2 separate regions of the Homo sapiens genome follow, and region 2 is linked to region 1. The links are chromatin contacts, found by Hi-C or POLR2A ChIA-PET in ENCODE. All regions are on one chromosome and are shown on one strand. Each heading gives the region's core, a stretch centred on a gene start or an enhancer-like site at or near the end of the contact. The rest is flanking DNA. Distances are from core to core; before and after follow the strand shown.

Region 1 (5,247 bases), core at 495-2,994:
GTCTCGGAGCCTGTGAGGCTGCCCTTGGTGTGGCCATGGGAGGCCAGGCTGCGGGGGAGGTCGTAGGTACTGTCTCTGAATTCTGTATTGTGCCGGCTCGGCTTGGGAAGGCTATAGAAGCCATGGACTTGACCACTGATCCCGTTGACACAGTGTCCATTGCCCTGGGCAAGTTTTTGTACAGCTGTGTCACTCCTCATGAGAAAAGAGGCTCTGGTGCCCTGAGAGAAGCTGGCACTCCTAAAAGAGAAAGAAGGGAAAGGGCAGGAGGGTGAGACAATTACTAGCTGTGTGACCTTGAGGCAAAGCACTTTCTCTTTCTATACTTTGGTTTAGGCATCTGTAAAATGGTGACTAAAAGCATATTTTGAAGGTTGTTCAGACTCTAGTATATGAATGTTTAAACAATGTTAGACTTCATCCGTCCCCCATCTCCAAATGGCAGTTAATAGCAGGGGTTATAACCCCCACTCCCTGAACAAGTATCAATAAGCCAGATGGATTGCCTATTTGTTCACTGTTTTAAGTACCGCAGAATATGCACATTCGAACACAAATGTTGTGAGACAGTGGAAAGAACCTTTAAGTTGATGACAGGAAACAGCAAACAAGTCATTTTACCTCTCTGAGTCTATTCTGCCACTGTGAAACTAGCCCATGGGTATTGATGTTGTAAGTTGAAAAGAATTATTTGGGTCAGGTGCAGTGTGCAGTGGCTCATGACTGTAATCCCTGCACTTTGGGAGGCTGAGGTGGGAGGTTCACTTGAGGCCAGGAGTTCAAGACCAGCCTGGGAACACAATAAGACTCCATTGCCACCAAAAAAAAAAAAAAAAGAACTAGCTGGGCAGGGTGCTGCACACCTGTAGTCCTAGCTTCTGGTGAGGCTAAGGGAGGAGGATCGCTTGAACCCAGAAGTTCGAAGTTAGAGTGAGCTATGATCGCACCACTGCATTCCAGTCTAGTAAACAGAATGAGACCCTGTTTCAAAAAAACACACGCCCCAACACAAACAAACAACAAACTATTCAAACGTAAGCTCTAGATTTATTTTCTACCATGATTTATGGTTGGTTAAGAGGCATTTTGAGGGGAAAGATCTCTTTCCAGAGACCTAGAAATCTATATGAAGAATGGTTTCCTGTTTGGGAACTATATATAGAAAAAGTTTTGATTAGTACATTTTTAAATTTAGGTTTTGGGCAATAAGGCAAGCAGTAAAAAGAGAAGAGAAACAAGAGGGGAGACTTGTGTTAGGTTCCAGTACTGCTACTGATACGTGCTGTGTGTATCACCAAGCCTCCTCTCTCAGGTGGGACCTAGTACGTCACAATGATTTCTAAGGGCCCATCTGGCCCCGATGCTCTACAAGCCCTTCGTTTCACAAGAGTGGTTTTCAAACTAGATTCCAGGTTCTCTGTAAGTGCTTTGGGAAATTGGAGGGTGAGGTTCTGAGCAAGCAGGGATTTAGGTCTGCTTCTTTAGCTTGTGTATGATTCTTCATAGGATTTCACTTGGGGAAAAAAAGAATCAATCCTTTGTAGCAGGGATTCTAAGCCTTTTGGAGGCTATAGGAGTTTTTAAGATTCTGGTCAAAAGCTCTTGGAGTGTCTCATCAGAAAAGGCAAATCTCGTATACATATAAACTTGTTGGGGCTGTAATACATAATAGCCCTCTGAGGCCAATCCCTGGACCTTTTGCCTTATAGAAGCTCTCTCAGCTCCTGAGGAGTTTGTTATTTACAGATGTGGCCACCAGATGGTGTTAGAAAATAGGGGCCAGAGCTTAGAAAGAGGAAACAGGTGTGTAAAGCCAGGCTTCCTCTCATGTAAACTGTACCCACCATGATGGCTAGGAATTCCAGGTCAGTCTCCAAACCTTCACTGATGCTCCTCCTTGGGCCTCTGCACTCCTCCTCCCTTTCTGTTCCATTCCAGACACATAACCAAGCCAACAGCCATGGGCTTGGATGATTGAACATCTAGGCTTTAGATAATGTAGTGCTTAGGGAAGAGGACGGGGGTGGCGGGGGGAGCGAATGGTAGACATAAGGTGTTAATGTTGTATGCATTTTTTTGGTGCCTTTCATTTTGCTTTTTTTGGAATTTCCAACTCTCTGTTGGATGCTCCCATCTGGATTTGTTCATTTTACATTTACTGATGTCCTAATTTCCATCTGGGCCAGGCAAAAGGGATACAGAGATGCCACCTGCCCAGTGAGGGGTGGTCTGGGAATGTCACAGTAGGGCAGGAGATGACATGGATGCAAATCATTACAGTCAAGTAGGGGTGAGTATGTAGCTGCTGACAGTTGGTATCAGCCCTTGCTGGGGGTGGTGGTAGACAATGTCAGGGAAGCCTCCTTCAGAGATGTTTTATCTTGAGTGAGTCTGGAAGGATGAGCCACAACTGGCCAGGCAGAAGGCAGGAGAAGGGAAATGGTGTTCTAGTTGAAGGCTCAAAGATGTAGAACACAACCTGGCAAGTTCTAGAAACTCGAAGCTGCTCAGGCTGCAGCAAGCACATTAGAAGGCAGGGCTGAGAGAAGACACTGGAGGCCAGGCCAGGACTAAAGGGAACGGGGAGCCTCTGAAGGATTTCAAGGTGGGGATGGGGTTGCAAGAGCATCACAGGCACCCTGCAATAACCTTCAACATACTCAAGAATGAACTCATCATCTTCCTCTGGAACTCTTCTCCTCCTGCCTCTCTTATTTTGGGAATGGCAACAGTTACTCAAGCCAGAAACCTGGGAGTCACCCACATTATGATTTCTGCCCAGGGCCTCTCTGATCCTTCCATCCTACTAATATTTACTTTCCTAACTTCCCAGTGTAAACATTTTCAACACCGCCTCAATGCTTCAGGATTAAGCCCAAACTCCTAGGTTTATCCCAACTCATCTCACCAATCTTTTCTCTTTAGTTCCCTTTTCCACTCTAGGATCCAAACCAAACTTTGCAGTGTTCCCTGTGTGCCCCAGTTAGTCAAGCATTGGGCTTTGCTGCATTGTTGGGCTGTGTCTGGAAGGCTTCTTACCTCAATCTGGCAAGTTCCTACTCCATTTATCCTTCAAACTCATCTCAGAAGACACATTTTTTAAGGCCATTCTTACATCCTCTACCTCTAAGCATTGCTTAACTTAATCACTTGCTTAACTTTGTTCTTGGAGCAGGTAGCAAGTGTTACCTATATTAGGCACCATTACTACTTATCTCTGCCAACAGACTGTGATTTCCTTGAGGAAAGAAACTGTGTCTTACTCATTTTTCTCTCCTTAGCACCTAGGTTAATGCTTGTTGCATTATAAATAATGAATAAACGTTTGTTGTAAGTAAGCAAATGAATAAACAAACGTATGTTGCTGCTATCCCTTTTCCTGGGCTTGGCCCAAACCTTCTGATCAGCAGATCAAAGCCCTTCCTCTGTAGAACCCACTAGCTTACGTTCCAACTTCCCTCTACCCCGGCATCCTCCTGTCTCGCTCACAGAACTACTCACTCATCCCTAAACATGTCCTGTGTAGTCTAAACTTCAGCCCTGGTCTTGCATTACTCACCTCCCTGTGGAACGCTTCCTTGATACATCAACACCTTACACAAAGTCCACAAGAAGCCTTTTCACTCTACAAAGGTATTACAGGTCCCTAATTCTCCTTTTTATGGTAATCATTCCTTCCTCTGTGCTACCACAGCACTCTGTGCTTCCATCGCAACACTCACCTTATTCTGCCTTATGTCAGTTATTCAGGTCTGTGTCTTTCCACTTCTACCAGACCATGTGCTCCTAGAAGGCAGAGGGCCATATCCTGTACCCTGGCATAGTGCCAGGCATATGATAGATAATAGTGACACATGTTGAGGGAGACTGATTATCACCTCAGTAACCAAGTAAGAGGAGTTGAACAAGGGACTCTTGCCCAAAGTTACATACTCAGAGGGCAGGGAATTTGTTCTAGCAGCCAGGTCTCTGGGTGCCCCCACTGCGCAAACCATGCTAAAATGTGGTCCCTTTGGGCAATAATCTAGATGGGGAATTCCAAATACTCAGCAGTCTTATGGCCTTTAGTATTTTCATGTAAACCTTAACTGAGGCCTGTGTCACTGTGATGACCTGAGTTGCTTTTGTGGGATGGATAATCCACCTGGAAGTGGTGGATTTGGAGAGAGGCTTCTCTTCCAGGGCTGGGCTTACAGAAGCCTTATAAAATAGGCAAGATACTATGCCATACATATCACATGTGATCTCATTTTAAATCCTCCTAATAGTTCTGAGACACACCTCTTACTTTCACATTATCAGATGAGGAAAACAGTAAATGGCAGAGTTGGAGCAGGAAGATACTCAAACACAAGCACGTATGGGAGCTCCCCAGAATCAAAAAGAAGTTTGAGAGAAGATATTCCCTCAAGCCAGCAGTGCCAAGTGCCTTCCCTTTCCATTCCTGGCCAATGGCTCTTCCAGAGGCTATAGAGGCTATTGCCACCATACAGTCTCTCCCTTGGTGCGCGCGCGCGCGTGTGTGGTGTGTGTGTGTGTGTGTGTGTGTGTGTGTGTGTCGGAGTCTCATTCTGTCTCCCAGGCTGGAGTGCAGTGATGCAATCTTGGCTCACTGCAACCTCCGCCTCCTGGGTTCAAAGCGATTCTCCTGCCTCAGCACCCTGAGTAGCTGTGATTACAGGAGCGTACCACTGCACCTGGCTAATTTTTGTATATTTAGTAGAGACGGGGTTTCATCATATCGGCCATGCTGGTCTCGAACTCCTGACCTCGTGGTCTGCCCGCCTCAGCCTCCCAAAGTGCTGGGATTACAGGCGTGAGCCACTGTGCCCGGCCTTCCCTTGGCTTTTAAAAATGGTTTTCTAGTTTTTCTAGCCACTTCATTTTGTACTTGTTCTTCCACACATTTTCATATAATTTTATATACCATACTATATGATGATTTTGCTTTTTTCTATCCCACTGGACTCCAAGAACCCTAATGATGAAGGACTCACTTTGATTTTCAATGAGTATGTTCCCATTTAAGGGTGACTTAATATAAAATGCTTGTAAGTAGATTAAACACCATTTAGAGTTCTGTAACTGTCACTGGCCATGTTTAAGAGGTCATTTGAACTATCCTCTTGCATTTGACCCATTCCAAATGGATCCTTCCTGTGAAAGAAGAAAACTCTGTGTCACAAATCTTTATGAGATGAGGCAATCTTTGTATCTCAAACCCTTCTGGCTGCAGTTCTGAGCCAA
Region 2 (5,203 bases), core at 2,535-5,034, 300 kb after region 1:
TTTTATAAACACATTATGAACTTTCAAAAACAGTATTTCATTTAATTGTCACCATAACTAGGTAGCAGGAAAAGCATGACTCTATCTTTAAAAGATACACTGAGCAACAAAACCTTTATGAACTTACAATATAGAAAGGGTGATTATTCCATCTGAAATGAGTAGGAAACAAGCCATTCAACATTTGTTAAGAGTTAAGCTAAAACAAACTACCTGGAGGCTAAACACAAACAGTATAATAAAGAAAGCTTCTGAATCAAGTTATGAGTATCATATCCTTTTCTGGGGAAGAAAGTTACACTTGTTTTTGTTGATTTAAACACAGGGTCTCATTATGTTGCCCAGGCTGGTCTTGATCTTCTGGGATCAAGAAATCCTCCCACTTCAGCCTCCCAAAGTGCTGGGATTTATAGGCATGAGTCCCTGAGCCCAGCTTCTTGTATTTTAAACTGTGCACTTATTTGAAAATGTTTTAGTGTAAAGGTGTAGTCACTGTAAAAGCAATATAGCCAATTTAAAATATGTAATGGAGAATGTAAGACTCTTTTAACAGGCTTAGTACCAAATATTAAATTATGGCAACACAGGAAATAAAGTTATTTAATTTCATTGGTTGTTCTAAAAATACTGCATATCATGTATCGGTATCTGTGGATAAATAAAAAATGTACTGTAAAAATTATCAGTTGAATCTTTTATTTTTATAATAACTGCCTTTTTTTTTCAAACTTACTTTGATACTAGTCAGAGATCGATGAATGCCTTTTTTATGAAAAAGTCCATCTTTAAATCTCATTATCAATGAAAGGGTATTGCTTCCAAAGATATTTAGTACTCAAGACTAAATACTTGATCTGATATATGTTAAGATTTTAAAATAAAAGATCTGTTCTCTGATATTTCTTCATTATTTACTAAAGAATTGCTTTCCGAAATGAGGTCCAACAAATTTATAAGACTACCATACTTTCTCCTTTCCTTCACCACTTTAGTCTATAATTTGTACTAATTTAACTTCACTTCAGATGGTTTCTCTCATTTCTTGTATTTATATAAAAAAAAAGTCTGGTCTTAATAATAAGATTTATTTATTTATTTTTGAGACAGAGTCTCACACTGTCGCCCAGGCTGAAGTGCAGTGGCGCGATCTTGACTCACTGCAACCTCCACCTCCCAGGTTCAAGTGATTCTCCTGCCTCAGCCTGCCAGTAGCTGGGATTACAGGCATTGGCCAACATGCCCAGCTAATTTTTGTATTTTTAGTAGAGATGGGGTTTCACCATGTTGGCCAGGATGGTCTCCTGACCTCAAGTGATCTGCCGGCCTCAGCCTCCCAAAGTGCTGAGATTACAGGCATGAGCCACCGTGCCCGGCCTATGACTAGATTTTAGATTTTCATTTATCAGCACTTGTACAGAATGATTTCTGATTTTTCTTACATTTCTTTAATTCAACTTATTTAAAACATACCACTACTTCATTATGCTTTCCAATGTCATGTTAGCGTTTACGTAACAAACTGATACTACCTTACTATAAATTACTTTTCTTTTATATTACAATTAAAGTATTATACTGATTTTTTAAACTTCCCTTTGTATTATCACCTATATATTTTATCTCAGAATATTAAAGAGGGTATATAAAATATTGGTTGTAAAAAGTAATTACAAAAAGTGATATCAGCAAATATGGCAGGATAGGTAGCTCCAAAGGACTGTCCTGCCACAGAAAAATAAAAGAAAAAAAATGAACAAAACTGTCAGAATCAATTGTGGGAACTCTCGAAGAGAGTTAAAGGTTTATAGCAATCAAGCAAATGCTGAGCCAAAAAAAAGGCAAATTAAAAATGGTAGACTCCACCCAACAGCAGCAGAATATACGTTTTTTTCAAGTGCACAGGGACCATTCTCCAGAGTAGACCATATAATAGGCCATAAAACAGTCTCAATAAATCTTAAAAAACTAAAATCACACAAGGTATCTTCTTTGATAACTATGGAACGAAACTAGAAATGTACAATAAGGGGTTGCGGTTACTAGGGAAAAAAGTTTGGTGGTTCCTTAAAAAGTTAAAATTGAGTTACTAAATGGCACAGTAATTCCATTCCTAGGTACATACCAAAAAGAATTAAAATGAGGTACATAAACAAACACTTGCACACAACTGTTCAAAATAGCACCATTCACAACAGCCAAAAGGTAAAACCACCTAAATATCCATCAATGGAAAAATGAATAAACAAAATATGATATATACATAGAATGGAATATCATTCAGCCATAAGGAATGTATATACCTATATATTAAAATTAAATGTTTTAGCATGTACTTATGTATGTTAAAACATAGATGAACAATGAAAACATGCTAAGTGAAAGAAGACAGACTTAAAAGGCTATGTATGATTACATTTATATGAAACATACAGAATAGGTAAATCCATAGAGACAGATGGATGAGAGTCATGGTTTGTGTAGAGGGGAAAATGGGATGTAACTACTAAATGGGCACAGGGTTTTCTTCTGGGGTGGTAAAAATGTTTGGAACTTAACAGAGGTGGCAGTTGTAAAATACTATGAATGTACTAAATGCCACTGAAATGTACCTTTTAAAATGCTTAATTTTATGACATAAATTTCACCTCAATTCTTGAAAGTAATTATTGAATCTTAGTAGCTTCAAAAACTACCAACCTAGGATTGCAAATTTAAGATTTAGGATTGTAATCTTAAATTTGTAATCTTACGTACTTATGGTAGTGATAAAGAAACAATACAATATATGAATTAAACACCCAACTTTGTGACTTTATCAGTGGGGAAGGATTTCTTTAACAAAAGCTCCAAATTGCCAACGATAAAAGGAAAAACTGATGAATTTATATATGTTAAAATTAAGAATTTCTATTTAATAAAGGAAGATATAGGCAAAGTTAACAGACAAATGACAGATTATGAATGAAATATTTGCAACATCTAAAACCGCCAAGTGATTAATGGACAGAATATATAAGGAACTCCTGCCAAGAAAACAAAAAAAGAGAAAATAATCTGCTCCCCAAATGAGAAAGAAGATATACAGAAATGAAGACTCAAATGGCTAATGTGAAAATAATTTAAATGAAAGCTGCTGAAACTTTAAATTACTCTGAGCCTTGAATAAAATGTGATTGATTGTAAGACCTAGCTCATACGGGCAAGTCACTACAACTTTTGTTTCTTCCTATTACAGATTAACCTTCTTTCTTATTTTTCTTGCCCTGTAAAACGTTGTGAAAGATTAAATGGTGCCCCTTACCTCTTAGTTACTAATTCTTTGTTATAGATTAACATCCTTCCTTTTTCATGTACCCAGCTCAGACCAGATGGCGAAAGGCCCCATGACTACCAAATTGATAGGGATGCAATTTTAAATATATCTTTCCTGAAAAAGAATAAGCTGTAACCAATCAAACTGCTGTAACTCATAAATCAGCATTGTATTAAAAATGTGGTAATACTTGTAAACTTCTTTGCTTCTACTTATATAAGTGAAGCCTCAGCTTCTCCACTTCTCAGCAATGACCCAACTACTCTGGAGTCTTGTTTTTTCTGGGTGGCCAGTCTCAAATTTTGCACTTGAACAAACTCTTTTAAAATTGGATTCTGGGCCTCTTGATTATTTCAGGGTGACATTTTGGTGAACCAGATGGGACCCAAATTAGGCCTTCATTGACTCCTGCTGTTTTGCCAACAGCTGGAGCCCCAGCACCAGCATGGACCGTTGCATCCAACTGACCTCGCTGAAGACTGCAGAAGCCCTTGGTCAGACTACTCTCAAGGTTGAATCTCCCTGGCTTGACTGAGATTCAGACTTTATGGAACCTGATTCAACAACTGATGAGACTGGAATTGAAGCACTACTTTAAGGTAGGCGTTTAGTTTGTTATTCTCTTATTCCATTATTTGTGTATATTTGTGATTTTTTCACTTTTCTCTGAGATTAAAAAGTCTTGCTTGTCTTATTCACTACAGTTTGTAACCTTTTCTCTCATTTGAAATTTTATCATGGAGAAAGCAGTTTCTCTTTGAAAAGAGGAAGTGAATGTCTACAGCTTAGGCAAATTTTCTTAAACTGGCCAGATCTAAAGCTCCATTCAATTTGGCACATTTAAAATTTCCTTTTGAGTGACCAAAGTTTATAAAAGACTTTATGAGCACAAGAAAAGTCCCAAAGACAAGGGGAACTGTACCTCCTGGCTGAAAGGCACCTTAGGCAACCAAGGAGTCTCCCAGGAGTGTCAGAGCATATCACTCATAACATGTAACAGTCCCACAGGATTTGGACAAATACATACTGACATGTATCCACCACTACAGTATCATACAGAATAGTTTCACTGCCCTAAAAATATGTGCTCCACCTAGTTATCCCTCCCTTTCCCCTAACCCCTGGAAACCATGATCTTTTTACTTTCTCCATAGTTTTGTCTTTTCCAGAATGTCACACAGTTTAAATCATACAATATGTAGCCTTTTCAGATTGGTCTCTTTGACTTAGTAATTTGCATTTAAAGTTTCTCCAGGTATTTTCATAGCTTGATAGCTCATTTTTTTTCAGTGCTGAATAATATTTTACTGTCTGGATGTAACAGATACAGTTTATTTCTCCATTTACCTAATAAAAGGCATCTTGGTTGCTTCCAAGTTTTGGCAATTATGAATAAAGCTGCTTTGTAAACATCCATGTGCACGTTTTTGTGTGGATATAAGTTTTCCACTCCTTTGGGTAAATACCAAGGAGCAGAACTGCTGGTTCTTATGGTTGGAGTATATCTAGTTTTGCAAGAAACTGCCAAACTATACTGCAAAGTGGCTGTTAAATCTGCTGCTCCACATCCTTGTCAGCATTTGGTGTTGTCAGTGTTATGGATGTTGGCCGCTCAATAGGTACATAGTGGTACTGACTGGCTTTTTAGTGTGCTTTGTGCATCATTTTCTACGGATCACATGGTTCATACACTACTACCTTCAGCCATTACACTGAGTAGCAGTTATTTTTTTTAGGAATCTATGAGCCAGAATTTCTTGGAATGTTGGTACACCTAAAAAGTAAGAAACATGGGGAATGTTCTGTAAGTTCCTTTAGGCTGCTGACTGACTGATAATGAGTGAATAAATCAGAACTTTGTCAGTGTAACCTCCTCCAGATACATTCACA

Evidence for each region. Hi-C counts contacts between places; a loop is a spot of excess contacts on that map. ChIA-PET counts read pairs that join two places held with the same protein, here RNA polymerase II (POLR2A). Pooled maps may share reads with other maps.
Region 2: a pooled map shows a loop between it and region 1 (4-fold over the local background). The contact joins the promoter of NARS2-AS1 here to the enhancer-like site in region 1. A Hi-C loop is called at or near these places in 1 of 168 maps with a recorded cell type or tissue (heart left ventricle) and 3 of 50 pooled maps. POLR2A ChIA-PET finds 5 or more read pairs at or near these places in 3 of 52 experiments (OCI-LY7, activated B cell and activated CD8-positive, alpha-beta memory T cell).

Annotation. Positions count from the first base shown.
Region 1 is chr11:78,226,812-78,232,058 of GRCh38, forward strand. It overlaps GAB2 (GRB2 associated binding protein 2), which reads right to left. Exons shown (of 10, transcript NM_080491.3): 4 at 1-240. It also overlaps a transcript of USP35 not described here. Among named protein-coding and RNA genes, the nearest start is that of USP35, 41 kb to the left of the region's middle. Within about 2 kb of position 1,745, at least 3 of the 41 ENCODE cell types and tissues checked have a DNase peak (open chromatin) inside an H3K27ac peak, as active enhancers do.
Region 2 is chr11:78,529,392-78,534,594 of GRCh38, forward strand. It overlaps NARS2-AS1 (NARS2 antisense RNA 1), which reads left to right and starts at 3,785. Exons shown (of 4, transcript NR_120566.1): 1 at 3,785-3,912. The region is part of intron 5 of NARS2 (asparaginyl-tRNA synthetase 2, mitochondrial); the gene reads right to left.